2 separate regions of the Homo sapiens genome follow, and region 1 is linked to region 2. Evidence: chromatin contacts called from ENCODE Hi-C or POLR2A ChIA-PET data. All regions are on one chromosome and are shown on one strand. The core of a region is the stretch at or near the end of the contact, and the rest is flanking DNA. Distances in the headings are between cores, read along the strand shown. Region 1 has its middle 16 kb from the start of NICN1. Region 2 overlaps RHOA (ras homolog family member A).

The links. Hi-C counts contacts between places; a loop is a spot of excess contacts on that map. ChIA-PET counts read pairs that join two places held with the same protein, here RNA polymerase II (POLR2A). Pooled maps may share reads with other maps.
Region 1: a loop to region 2 is called in a map of naive thymus-derived CD4-positive, alpha-beta T cell, with 1.9 times the contacts of the local background. The contact joins two enhancer-like sites. A Hi-C loop is called at or near these places in 3 of 168 maps with a recorded cell type or tissue (MCF 10A, naive thymus-derived CD4-positive, alpha-beta T cell and natural killer cell) and 2 of 50 pooled maps. POLR2A ChIA-PET finds 5 or more read pairs at or near these places in 21 of 52 experiments (B cell, BJ, CD4-positive, alpha-beta memory T cell and 17 more).

The regions. Positions count from the first base shown.
Region 1 is chr3:49,442,406-49,448,605 of GRCh38, reverse strand. No RefSeq gene overlaps it. Among named protein-coding and RNA genes, the nearest start is that of NICN1, 16 kb to the right of the region's middle. RefSeq lists an enhancer at 4,109-4,458. Within about 2 kb of position 4,410, at least 19 of the 41 ENCODE cell types and tissues checked have a DNase peak (open chromatin) inside an H3K27ac peak, as active enhancers do; they include B cell, where a contact is called at or near this core.
Region 2 is chr3:49,394,334-49,399,930 of GRCh38, reverse strand. The region is part of intron 1 of RHOA (ras homolog family member A); the gene reads left to right. Among named protein-coding and RNA genes, the nearest start is that of RHOA, 15 kb to the left of the region's middle. Within about 2 kb of position 2,315, at least 2 of the 41 ENCODE cell types and tissues checked have a DNase peak (open chromatin) inside an H3K27ac peak, as active enhancers do; they include B cell, where a contact is called at or near this core.

The DNA.
Region 1 (6,200 bases), core at 3,161-5,660, 47 kb before region 2:
GCAACACGGTGAAACCCCGTCTCTACTTAAATACAAAAAATTAGCCGGGCGTGGGTGCCCCTATAGTCCCAGCTACTTGGGAGGCTAAGCCGGAAAATCGCTTGAACCAGGAAGGCGGAGGTTGCAGTGAGCCGAGATCGTGCCACTGCACTCCAGCCTGGGCGACAGAGCGAAACTCCATCTAAAAAAAATAAAAATAAAAATAAAAGAAATGTGGCTAGTTCAAATTGAGATGTGCTGTAAGTGTAAAATATACACCAATGTCAAATATTTCGTATGGAAAAAATGACCTAAACTAATATTTTAAACATTAATTTTTATGTTGAAATGATCATCTTTTATATACAAGTGAAATATCCTATTAAAATAAATTTAACCTATTTCTTTCTTTCTTTTTTTCTTTTTTTTTTTTTTTGAGACGGAGTCTTGCTCTGCTACCCAGGCTGGAGTGCAATGGCATGATTTTTGGCTCATTGCAAACTCCACCTCCTGGGTTCAAGTGATTTTCCTGCCTCAGCCTCCCAAGTAGCTGGAATTACAGGTGCCCACCACCACACCCAGCTAATTTTTGTATTTTTAGTAGAGACGGGGTTTCACCATGTTGGTCAGGCTGGTCTTGATCTCCTGACCTCAGATGATCCACCTGCCTTGGCCTCCCAAAGTGCTGGGATTACAGGCGTGAGCCACCGTGTCTGGCCTCACTATGTCGCCCAGGTTAGAGTTTAGTGGCATGATCATGGCACACTGCAGCCTCCACCTCCCAGGTTCAATCGATTCTCATGTCTCAGCCTTCCCGAGTAGCTGGGATTTACAGGCAGATGCTACCACACCCAGATAATTTTTTTTTTTTGAGATGGAGTCTCGCTCTGTCGCCCAGGCTGGATGGAGTGCAGTGGTGCAATCTCGGCTCACTGCAAGTTCCACCTCCCGGGTTCATGCCATTCTCCTGCCTCAGCCTCCCTAGTAACTGGGACTACAGGCGCCCGCCACCACGCCTGGCTAATTTTTTGTATTTTTAGTAGAGACAGGGTTTCTCTATGTTGGCCAGTCTGGTCTTGAACTCCCGGCCTCAAGTGATCCACCTGCCTTGGCCTTCCAAAGTGCTGGGATTACAGGCATGGGCCACCTTGCCCAGCCGAGACTTTTTATTTATTTAGTTATTTTGAGATAGGGTCTTGCTCTGTTGCCCAGGCTAGAGTGCAGTAATATAATCATGGCTCACTGCAGGCTAAAACTCTCCAGCTCAAGCAATCCTCTTGTGCCTCGGTCTCCCGAGTAGCTGGGACTACAGGCGTGTACCACCATGCCCACCAATTTTTTTTTTTTTTTTTTTTTTTTTGGTAGAGATGAGGTTTCCCTCTGTTGCCAAGGCTGGTCTTAAACTTCTGGGTGCAAGTGATCCTCCTGATTGGGCCTCCCAAAGTGCTTGGATTACAGTTGTGAGTCACCTCGCCCAGCCTAAGGGAGACTTTAACTATGAGTTATATCTATCTATGTTTATGATATTAGAAATTAAAACTGAGAAAACTTTAAACTATTTCTTTTTGTTTGTTTTCTTTTTATTGAGACAGGGTCTCACTCTGTCACCCAGGCTGGACTGCAATGCTGAGATCATATGTCACTACAGCCTTGACCTTCTGGGCTCAAGTGATCCTCCTGCCTCAACCCCCTGAGTAGCTGGGACTACAGGTGTGTGCAACCACACCCAGCTAATTTTTCTTTTTTTTTGCAATGTTTGTGGAGATGGGGTTTTGCCATGTTGCCCAGGCTGTTCTCTAACTCCTGACCTCTGGTGACCCGCCTGCCCTGGCCTCCCAAAGTTTTGGGATTACAGGTGTGAGCCACAGCACCCGGCTACTATTTGCCTATAAACAATAGGCCGGGTGGGTCACCTGAGTATTAAATCATATTTATAGCAGGCCATTGGTTTGGGTAGAACTCCTGTACTAGGCCCAAAAGACCAAACCAAAATTGAGTTACTTGTGCTGAAGTGCCATTCCACGAAGCTGCAACTAAATTATTTATCTAATCTTCCAAGAAATTAGGAGAGAGAGGCCGAGTGCAGTGGCTCATGCCTGTAATCCCAGGACTTTGTGAGGGCGAGGCAGGCGGATCACTAGAGGTCAGAAGTTCAAGACCAGCCTGACCAACATGAAGAAACTCCATCTCTACTAAAAATACAAAATCAGCCCGGCGTGGTGGCGCATACCTGTAATCCCAGCTACTTGGGAGGCTGAGGCAGGAGAATTGCTTGAACCCAGGAGGCAGAGGTTGCAGTGAGTGAAGATCATGCCATTGCACTCCAGCCTGGGCAACAAGAGCAAAACTCCATCTCAAAAAAAAAAAAGAAAGAAAGAAAAAGAAAAGAAATCAGGAGAGAGAGAGATAATAGCCAAATCTCCAAACAAGTCAATTTTAGACAACATGATAGAGAAATTCCCTCTGCTTTAACCTCTACAAAGAACATACTTTTGAAAGAACCAATCCCCTTTTGTTCACTGTTTCTGCTTTCCTCAACCCTTTTCTGCCTACGCAGCCAAACTGCTCTGCTCAGTTCATCAGAACACTCACTGTATTTTATTTTATTTTATTTTTTTGAAACAGAGCCTCACTCTGTTGCCCAAGCTGGAGTGCAGTGGCGCAATCTCAGCTTATTGCAACCTCCACCTTCCGGGTTTAAGAGATTCTTGTGCCTCAGCCTCTGGAGTAGCTAGGATTACAGGCATGTGCCACCACACCTGGCTAATTTTTGCATTTTTTAGTAGAGACGGGGTTTCACCATGTTGGCCAGGCTGGTCTTGAACCCCTGGCCTCAAGAGATCCACCTGCCTCAGCCTCCCAAAGTGTTGGGATTACAGGCGTGAGCCACCACGCCCAGCCTCATTCTATTTTATAGAATGAAGTGTTGCCTGATTGTGGAATCATAGATAAAAGCCAGTTAAGATCCTTAAACTAGCTGGGCACTGTGGCGTGCACCTGTAGTCTCAGCTACTCAGAAAGCTGAGATGGGAGAGTCACCTGAGCCCAGGAGTTCAAGGCTTCAGTGAGCCACTCCACTGCATTCCAGCCTGAGCGACAGAGATTCTATCTCAGAAAAAAAAAAAAAAAAGAAAGAAAAGAAAAAAGGAAAAAAAAGGAGATCCTTGCTGGGCACAGTGGCTCACGCCTGTAATCCCAACACTTTGGGAGTCCAAGACAGGTGGGTCACCTGAAGTCAGGAGTTCAAGACCAGCCTGGCCAACATGGTGAAACCCTGATTCTACTAAAAATACAAAAATTAGCCAGGTGTGGTGGCGGGTGCCTGTAATCCCAGCTACTCAGGAGGCTGTGGCAGGAGAATCATTTGAACCTGGGAGGTAGAGGTTGCAGTGACCTGAGACTGCGCCATTCCACTCCAATCTGGGCAACAAGAGCAAAATTCCATCTCAAAAAAAAAAAAAAAGCGATCCTTAAACTAAATTTGTTGTGATTTTGTTTTTGACAAGATTGGAAGATGGATTAAAAGAGACAAGATCCAGCTATATGCTGCCCCCAAGAGTCTTACTTTAAATATAAGGACACTTTGGGAAGTTGAGGTGGGCAGATTGCTTGAGCTCAGGGTTTCGAGACCAGCCTTGGCAACACCATGAAACCCAGTCTCTACAAAAAATACAAAAACTAGCTGGGTAGGGTGGCCTATGCTTGTAGTCCCAGCTATTCAGGAGGCTGAAGTGGGAGGATGGCTGAGATAGGCCACTGCACTCCAGCCTGGGCAACAGAGCCAGACCTTGTCTCAAAGAAAGAATGAATGAATGAATGAATGGCCGGGCGTGGTGGCTCACACCTGTAACCCCAGCTCTTAGGTAGGCAGAGGCAGGAGAATAGCTTGAGCCCAGGAGTTCCAGACCTGCCTGGGCAATATAGCGAGACCCCATTCTCCACCAAAAAAAAAAAAAAGACAATAAATAAATAAATGAACACAAAGAAATTATAAGAAATGGCCAGGCCCAGTGGCTCACGCCTGGCACTTTCAAAATCCTAGCACTTTGAGAGGCTGAGGCGGGCAGATCACATGAGGTCAGGAGTTCGAGACCAGCCTGGACAACATGGGGAAACCCCGTCTCTACTAAAAATACTAAAAATTAGCCAGGCGTGGTGGTGGGCGCCTGTGATCCCAGCTACTTGGGAGGCTGAGGCAGGAGAAGTGCTTGATCCCAGGAGGTGGAGGTTATAGTGAGCCGAGATCATGCCACTGCACTCCAGCCTGGGGAACAGAGCGAGACTCTGTCTCAAAGAAAAAAAGAAAAAAAAGAAAAAAATTGTAAGAAAAAATAGCTCAGAGCAGTCTGAATTATGTGTGGTGTGCAGGCACAGAGAGACTTCCGGTATGAAACTTCAGTCATGCTCCCTCCCTCAAGCCCATGCCTGGGGGCAGTTGCTTAAGGTTATTTTGGGTCAGGCACAGTGACTCATGCCTGTAATTCCAGTGCTTTGGGAGACAGAGGCAGGAGGATCCCTTGAGGCCAGGAGTTTGAGACCAGCCTGAACAACATAGTGAGCTCCTGTCTTTACGAAAAAAAGTAAAGAAAAATATTCTTGCTGTAGCCTGAGCCTGCAGTCCTAGTGCTAGTCCCAAGAGGAGTGCTTGAGCCCAGGAGTTTGAGGCTGCAGTGAGCTATGATTACACCACTACACTCCAGCCTAGGTGACAGAAGCAATAGCTTGTCTTGAAAAAAAAAGTCATTTTGTTCTTGACTGCCTCACCCATTATCTTCATGCTCCTGGAATTTGTGATATAAAGAAGCAATGGGGCCTGGGCAGGGTGGCTCACACTTGTAATCCCAGCACTTTGGGAGACTGAGACTGGAGGATTGCTTGAGTCCAGGAGACCAGCCTGGGGAACATAGTGACACCCTGTCTCAATTAAAAAAAAGAAAAAAGAAACAATATATAAGCAATCAATGGCTTATGTTATTTTAATATAAGTTATTGGTAACAACTCAGGAATTGCTTCTTCTTTCCTTTAAAAATCCACCTGTACAGCCAGCATGGTGGCTCATGCCTATAATCCCAGCACTTTGGGAGGCCGAGGCAGGCAGATCACCTGAGGTCGGGAGTTCGAGACCGGTCTGACCAAAATGGAGAAACCCCATCTCTACTAAAAATACAAAATTAGCTGGGCGTGGTGGCACATGCCTATAATCCCAGCTATTCCAGGGGCTGAGGCAGGAGAATCGCTTGAACCTGGGAGGCAGAGGATACAGTGAACTGAGATCTCGCCATTGCACTCCAGCCTGGGCAACAAGAATGAAACTTCATTTAAAAAAAAAAAAAAAAAAAGACCAGGCTGGGCTCAGTGGCTCACGCCTGTAATCCCAGCACTTTGGGAGGCTGAGGCGGGTGGACCACGAGGTCAGGAATTCAAGACCAGCCTGGCCAAGATGGTGAAACCCAATCTCTACTAAAAATATAAAAATTAGCCAGGTGTGGTGGCAAGCGCCTGTAATGCCAGCTACTCGGGAGGCTAAGGTAGAGAATTGCTTAAACCCGGGAGGCAGAGGTTGCAGTGAGAAGACATTGCGCCACTGCACTCCAGCCTGGGCAACAGAGTGAGACTCAGTCTCAAAAACAAAACAAAACAACAACAAAAAATAAATGGCTGGGCACTGTGTCTCACACCTGTAATCCCTGCACTTTGGGAGGCCGAAGGGGGCGGGATGACGAGGTCAGGAAATCGAGACCATCCTGGCCAACATGGTGCAACCCCATCTTTACTAAAAATACAAAAATTAGCTGGGTATAGTGGTGCATGCCTGTAATCCCAGCTACTCAGGAGGCTGAGGCATGAGAATCACTTTAACCCAGGAGGTGGAGGTTGCAGTGAGCCAAGATCACACCACTGCACTCCGGCCTGGTGACAGAGCAAGACTCTGTCTCGGCCGGGTGTGGTGTCTTACACCTGTAATCCCAGCACTTTGGGAGGCTGAGGTGGGCGGATTATCTGAGGTCAAGAGTTCGAGACCAGCCTGGCCAACAAGCTGAAACCCCATCTCTACTAAAAATACAAAAATTAGCCAGGTGTGGTGGTGGGCACCTGTAATCCCAGCTACTCAAATGACTGAGGCAGGAGAATCGCTTGAACCTGGGAGGTGGAGGTTACAGTGAGCCGAGATTGAGCCATTGCACTCCAGCCTGGGTGACAGAGCGAGACTCCGTTTCAA
Region 2 (5,597 bases), core at 1,066-3,565:
AGTTTCTTGAGTTCAGATTCCAAGATGGATTTTTGCATATGTATTGCTTTATTTCTTACCCCCTTGATGTAATCTACTATATAAATCTTTTAAAGTCCCTACATTTAAAAATTTATCTTGTTCGAAAACATAATAGTTTTATTTGGTAAATTCAAACAGTGCAAAAGGATATATGGCCCCTAGAGGTACCTGTTGTGTTTCTTGTAGACCAGTGCATGTAATCCCAGCACTTGGGGCAGCTGAGGGGAGCCCAGGAGTTCTAGGCCGCAGTGAGTCATGATCACTCCACTGCACTCCAGCACTGCAGCCTGAGTGACAAAGCAAGACCCTTTCTGGGGGAAAAAAAAAAAAAAGCTCCTGTGTACTATTCTAGAGACAGTCTATACATATACCAGTGTCTATTGGTGAATATTGTACACCTCTGTCAAGCCCTGTTTTGTATATCTATGTATCCCGCCATTACACTATGGTATGATAGCATATGACATATTTGGCACATCACTTTTTTCATTTAATAATCTTGTCTCAGAGATCATTTGTTAACACACTTTTTTTTTTTTTGAGACAGAGTCTCGCTCTGTCGCCCAGGCTGCAGTGCAGTGGTGCGATCTCGGCTCACTGCAAGCTCCGCCTCCCAGGTTCACGTCATTCTCTTGCCTCAGCCTCCCGAGTAGCTGGGACTACAGGTGCCCGCCGCCACGCCCAGCTAAGTTTTTGTAGTTTTTAGTAGAGACGGGGTTTCACTGTGTCAGCCAGGGTGGTCTTGATCTCCTGACCTCGTGATCTGCCTGCCTCGGCCTCCCAGAGTGCTGGGATTACAGGCATGAGCCACCGTGCCCAGCCTTTTTTTTTTTTTTTTTTTTTTTTTTTTTTTTTGAGACGGAGTCTTGCTCTGTCACGCAGGCTGGAGTGCAGTGGCACAGTCTCAGCTAACTGCAACCTCTGCCTCCCGAGGCAGCAATTCTCCTGTCTCAGTCTCCCAAATAACTGGGATTACAGGCGTGAGCCACCAGTATTAAAGCCCTGTAATAATACTGTAATACTCAGACAGCAAAATTCTTTTTTTTTTTTTTTTTTTTTTTTTTTTTTTTGAGACGGAGTCTCGCTGTGTCGCTCAGGCTGGAGTGCAGTGGCATAATCTCGGCTCACTGCAAGCTCTGCCTCCCGGGTTCACGCCGTTCTCCTGCCTCAGCCTCCAGAGTAGCTAGGACTACAGGTGCCCGCCACCACGACCAGCTAATTTTTTGTATTTCTTTTTTTTTTTCTTTTAGTAGAGACGGGGTTTCATGGTGTTTTAGCCAGGATGGTCTCGATCTCCTGACCTCGTGATCCACCCGCCTTGGCCTCCCAAAGTGCTGGGATTACAGGCGTGAGCCACCGCGCCCTGCCAGCAAAATTCTTTAAGCCCCCACTGGGGCTTAACATCTATTGATGCTACTGCCTACCCTTTCACTGCTCCTTACCTTTAGTTTATCACTGTAATTACCCCCTTTTATGTATTCTCCATTTCTTGTTCTGTCTCTCATTTTATGTTACCTGGCAAAATCTCAGCCCTGGTTTAGATCTTACTTTTTTTTTTTGACAAAGTCTTGCTCTGTTACCCAGGGTGGAGTGCAGTGGTGCGATCTCAAGGCTCACAGCAACCTCCGCCTTCTGGGTTCAAGCAATTCTCGTGTCTCAGCCTCCTGAGTAGATGGGACCACAGGAGCGCGCCACCACACTTGGCTACTTTAGTAGAGATGGGGTTTCACCGTGTTGGCCGGGGTGGTCTCAAACTCCTGACCTCAAGTGATCTGCCCACCTCAGCCTCCCAAAGTGCTGGGACTATAGGTGTGAGCCACCACGCCTAGCCTAAATCCTACTCTTTACCTATTCTGTGCTTTTGACTGAATGTAGCGAAAGAAAAAATTCACTGACTTGTCTCTCTTTGAACTCATGGACCCTTGACCTCAAAGGTGGCTGCTTTTAGCACTGCCTAGCAGTCCCGCTAAGATTCCTTAGTCCGTTTATTCTCCTGCTTTTAGGATAATATAGCACCATGTCCTTTGGCTCAAATCTCCTGTTCCCTTTCCTTGCCTCTATCAGCTGTTATGATCTTGCTTCTTACTTATTTTTCTATTCCTGTGGATCAGTCCCTTGGGAGTCCATTGTTCTATCTAAGGTCAGCCCTTCCACTTGCAAGCGAAATCTCGTTCCCCTCTAATCTCGTAATGTTGCTCTAGCAGTTCTCTGCTCTCCTGCATCATCATTTTCTGCATACAGTCTGTTGGTCAGATCTTAATACCCCACCTAGCTGCAGTGAATGCTGGGAAATGTAGTCTTTATAACTGGCAGCCATGTGACTATGAAGGGGAAAGCTATTGAGGCAGATAAGCAGGCAGTCTCTGCCATACTTTCAACGCTTATTTTTTTTAAAAAAACAAAAACCAACTCTTTTGGTAACAATTTTACTGAGATATAATTCATATATCACACCATTCATTTGAAATGAACAGTTTGGTGGGTTTTAGTATATTCACAGAGTTTTACGTGTATCACTACAGTCAATTTTAGAACATTATTATCACCTCAAAAAGAAACCCTATGTTCTTCAACTGTCATCTTCAATCTCCCTATCACCACGCCCAGCCTTAGGTAACCACTAATCTACTTTGTGTCTCTATAGATTTGCCTATTCTGGATATTTCGTGTAATGGAATCATATATTGTCTTTTGTGACTGGCTTCTTTCATTTATGCAATGTTTTAAAGGTTCATCCATGTTGTAACATTTATTTTCTGACTTTTTTTTTTTTTTTTTTTGAGACAGGATTTTGCTCTGTCACCCAGGCTGGAGTGCAGTGTCTCGATCACTACTCACTGCCACTTTGCCCTCCTGGGCCCAAGCGATCCTGCCACCTCAGCCTGCAGAGTAGGTGGGACCACAGGTATATGCTACCACGCCTGGGTAATATTTTTATTTTTTGTAGAGACAAGCTCTCACCATGTTGACCAGGCCAGTCTTGAACTCCTGGGCTCAAGTGATCCTCCCACCTCAGCCTCCCAAAGTGCTGGGATTATAGGCATGAGCCACCAAGCCCAGGCTGACTACTTTAAAAAAATTTTTTTTAGTAAAGATGTGGTCTCACTATGTTGCCCGGGCTGGTGTTGAACTCGTGCTTAAGCAGTTCTCCCACCTCAGCCTCCCAGAGTGCTGATAACTGCACCCGGCCTGACTTTTTTTGTGTGTGATGTTTTGCTCTTGTTGCCCAGTCTGGAGAGCAGTGGTACGATTTTGGCTCACTGACACCTCCACCTCCCAGGTTCAAGCGATTCTCCTGCCTCAGCCTCCCGAGTAGCTGGGATTACAGACGTGTGCCATCATGTCCGGCTAATTTTTGTATTTTTAGTAGAGGTAAGGTTTCACTATGTTGGCCAGGCTGGTCTCGAACTGCTGACCTCGTGATCCGCCCACCTTGGCTTCCAAAGTACTGGGATTACAGGTGCGAGCCACCGCGCCCAACTAATTTTTTGTATTTTTAGTAGAGTCAGGGTCTCACCATGTTGGCCAGGCTGGTCTCTAACTCCTGATCTCAAATGATCCATCCTCCTCAGCCTCCCAAAGTGCTGGGATTACAGGCGTGAGCCACCAGGCCTGGCCCCGGGCTGACTTCTTGAAAGAACATTTTCCACCACATATCTCAGTGCCCACGTTTTCTCAATTCACTGCCATCTACTCTTGCCTGTGGCTATATGAAAAGGTTTTCTCCTGTTGCTGGACACCTCCTCATAGACCTGTGTTCTTTTTGCAAGCATGTAGTTTGGACTCTTTTCTTGTAATGTGTTCTTCCTTTTTTCTTGGTGTTCATTATCATCATACCTTTTTGAGCATTTCAGTTATTTCTGGCTTCTTCATGACCACCACTTCCTTTGTGTTGGTGGCACTCTTTGGCTAGATCACTGCCCCTCTCCATTCCATACACTGGAAGACTATGCTGTTTTTACCTGTAATAACAGCTTACCTGGGCACTGATATTTTTCAGCTGACTGTGGGGAAATGTTTGTGAGGTTTGGAAAACGCCTCCTTAGATTGTGCCCATTCCACCTCCCCTTCCATTAGGGTTCTTTCTTTTGGGCACCCTCATACCCTTGCCATAGTTTTCTCATCCCTATCCAGTTAACCACTCAATCACTTTTCGTGCCCTGCCAAGGCTCTGTTTCTTCCTCTTCTTTTTTTTTGGAGACAGAGTCTCGCTCTGTTGCCCAGGCTAGAGTGCAGTGGTGTGATCTTGGCTCACTGCAACCTCCGCCTCCTGGGTTCAAGCGATTCTCCTACCTCAGCCTCCCGAGTAGCTGAAATTATAGGCGCCCACCACCACGCCTGGCTAATTTTTGTATTTTTAGTAGAGATGGGGTTTCACCATGTTGGCTAGGCTGGTCTTGAACTCCTGACCTCAGGTGATCTGCACCCCTCTCAGTCTCCCAAAGTGCCGGGATTACAGGTGTGAACAGCCGTGCCCGGCCAGGCTTTGTTTCTCTATTAATTACAGACCTGATTGTGCTGGTCCAGTGGCTTTCCCTTCCTTACAGAATAGAATGCAGATTGCTCTGCATGACATACCATATCCTCTGGTCTAACCATCGCCCCATCTTTCCACCCTTATTTTCAAAAATCTCCTTTCTGAATTCTTTTTTTTTTTTTGAGACGGAGTCTTGCACTGTCGTCCAGGCTGGAGTGCCGTGGTGCGATCTCGGCTCACTGCAAGCTCCGCCTCCCGGGTTCACGTCATTCTCCTGCCTCAGCCTCCCGAGTAGCTGGGACTACAGGTGCCTGCCACCACACCCGGCTGTTTTTTTTTGTATTTTTAGTAGAGACATGATTTCACCGTGTTAGCCAAGATGGTCTCGATCTCCTGACCTCGTGATCTGCCCGCCTCGGCCTCCCAAAGTGCTGGGATTACAAGCGTGAGCCACCGCGCCCGACCGCCAAATTCTTGTGTTACTGGTCATTGAGGTTATTTGCTCAAGCTGTTTCCTCACCTTAGAAAGTATTCCTGAACCATCGTTACCGCTCTTTCCAGGGGACTTGTCCTCCTTCTTCAAGGTCCATCCAGGTCAGATATCATCTTATCTGAAGCTCTCTGGCAGAATCACTTGCCTTTTCTCTGAGTTCATACCAGAGAAGATAAGCTTTTGTTACAGCACTTAATTACATTGTGCTGTTTTCCCTGAGTGTTTTCCAGATAAAGCTGTATCTCTAGTAGCTAGAACAAGGAATGGCCCATAGAAGACAGTGGTTTGTGGCCGGATGCAGTGGCTCACGCCTGAAATCCCAGCATTTTGGGAGGCCGAGGCAGGTAGATCACTTGAGGTGAAGAGTTTGAGACCAGTTTGGCCAATATGGTCAAACCCCATCTCTACTAAAATTACAAAAATTAGCTGGGCATGGTTGTGCGCACCTGTAATTCTAGTTACTCATGAGGCTGATGCAGGAGAATTGGTGGAACCCGGGAGGTGGAGGTTGCATTGAGCCAAGATCATGCCACTGCACTTCAGCCTGGGCAACAGAGAGAGACTCTATCTCAGAAAAACAAAAACAAAAAAGTGGTTTGTATGAGA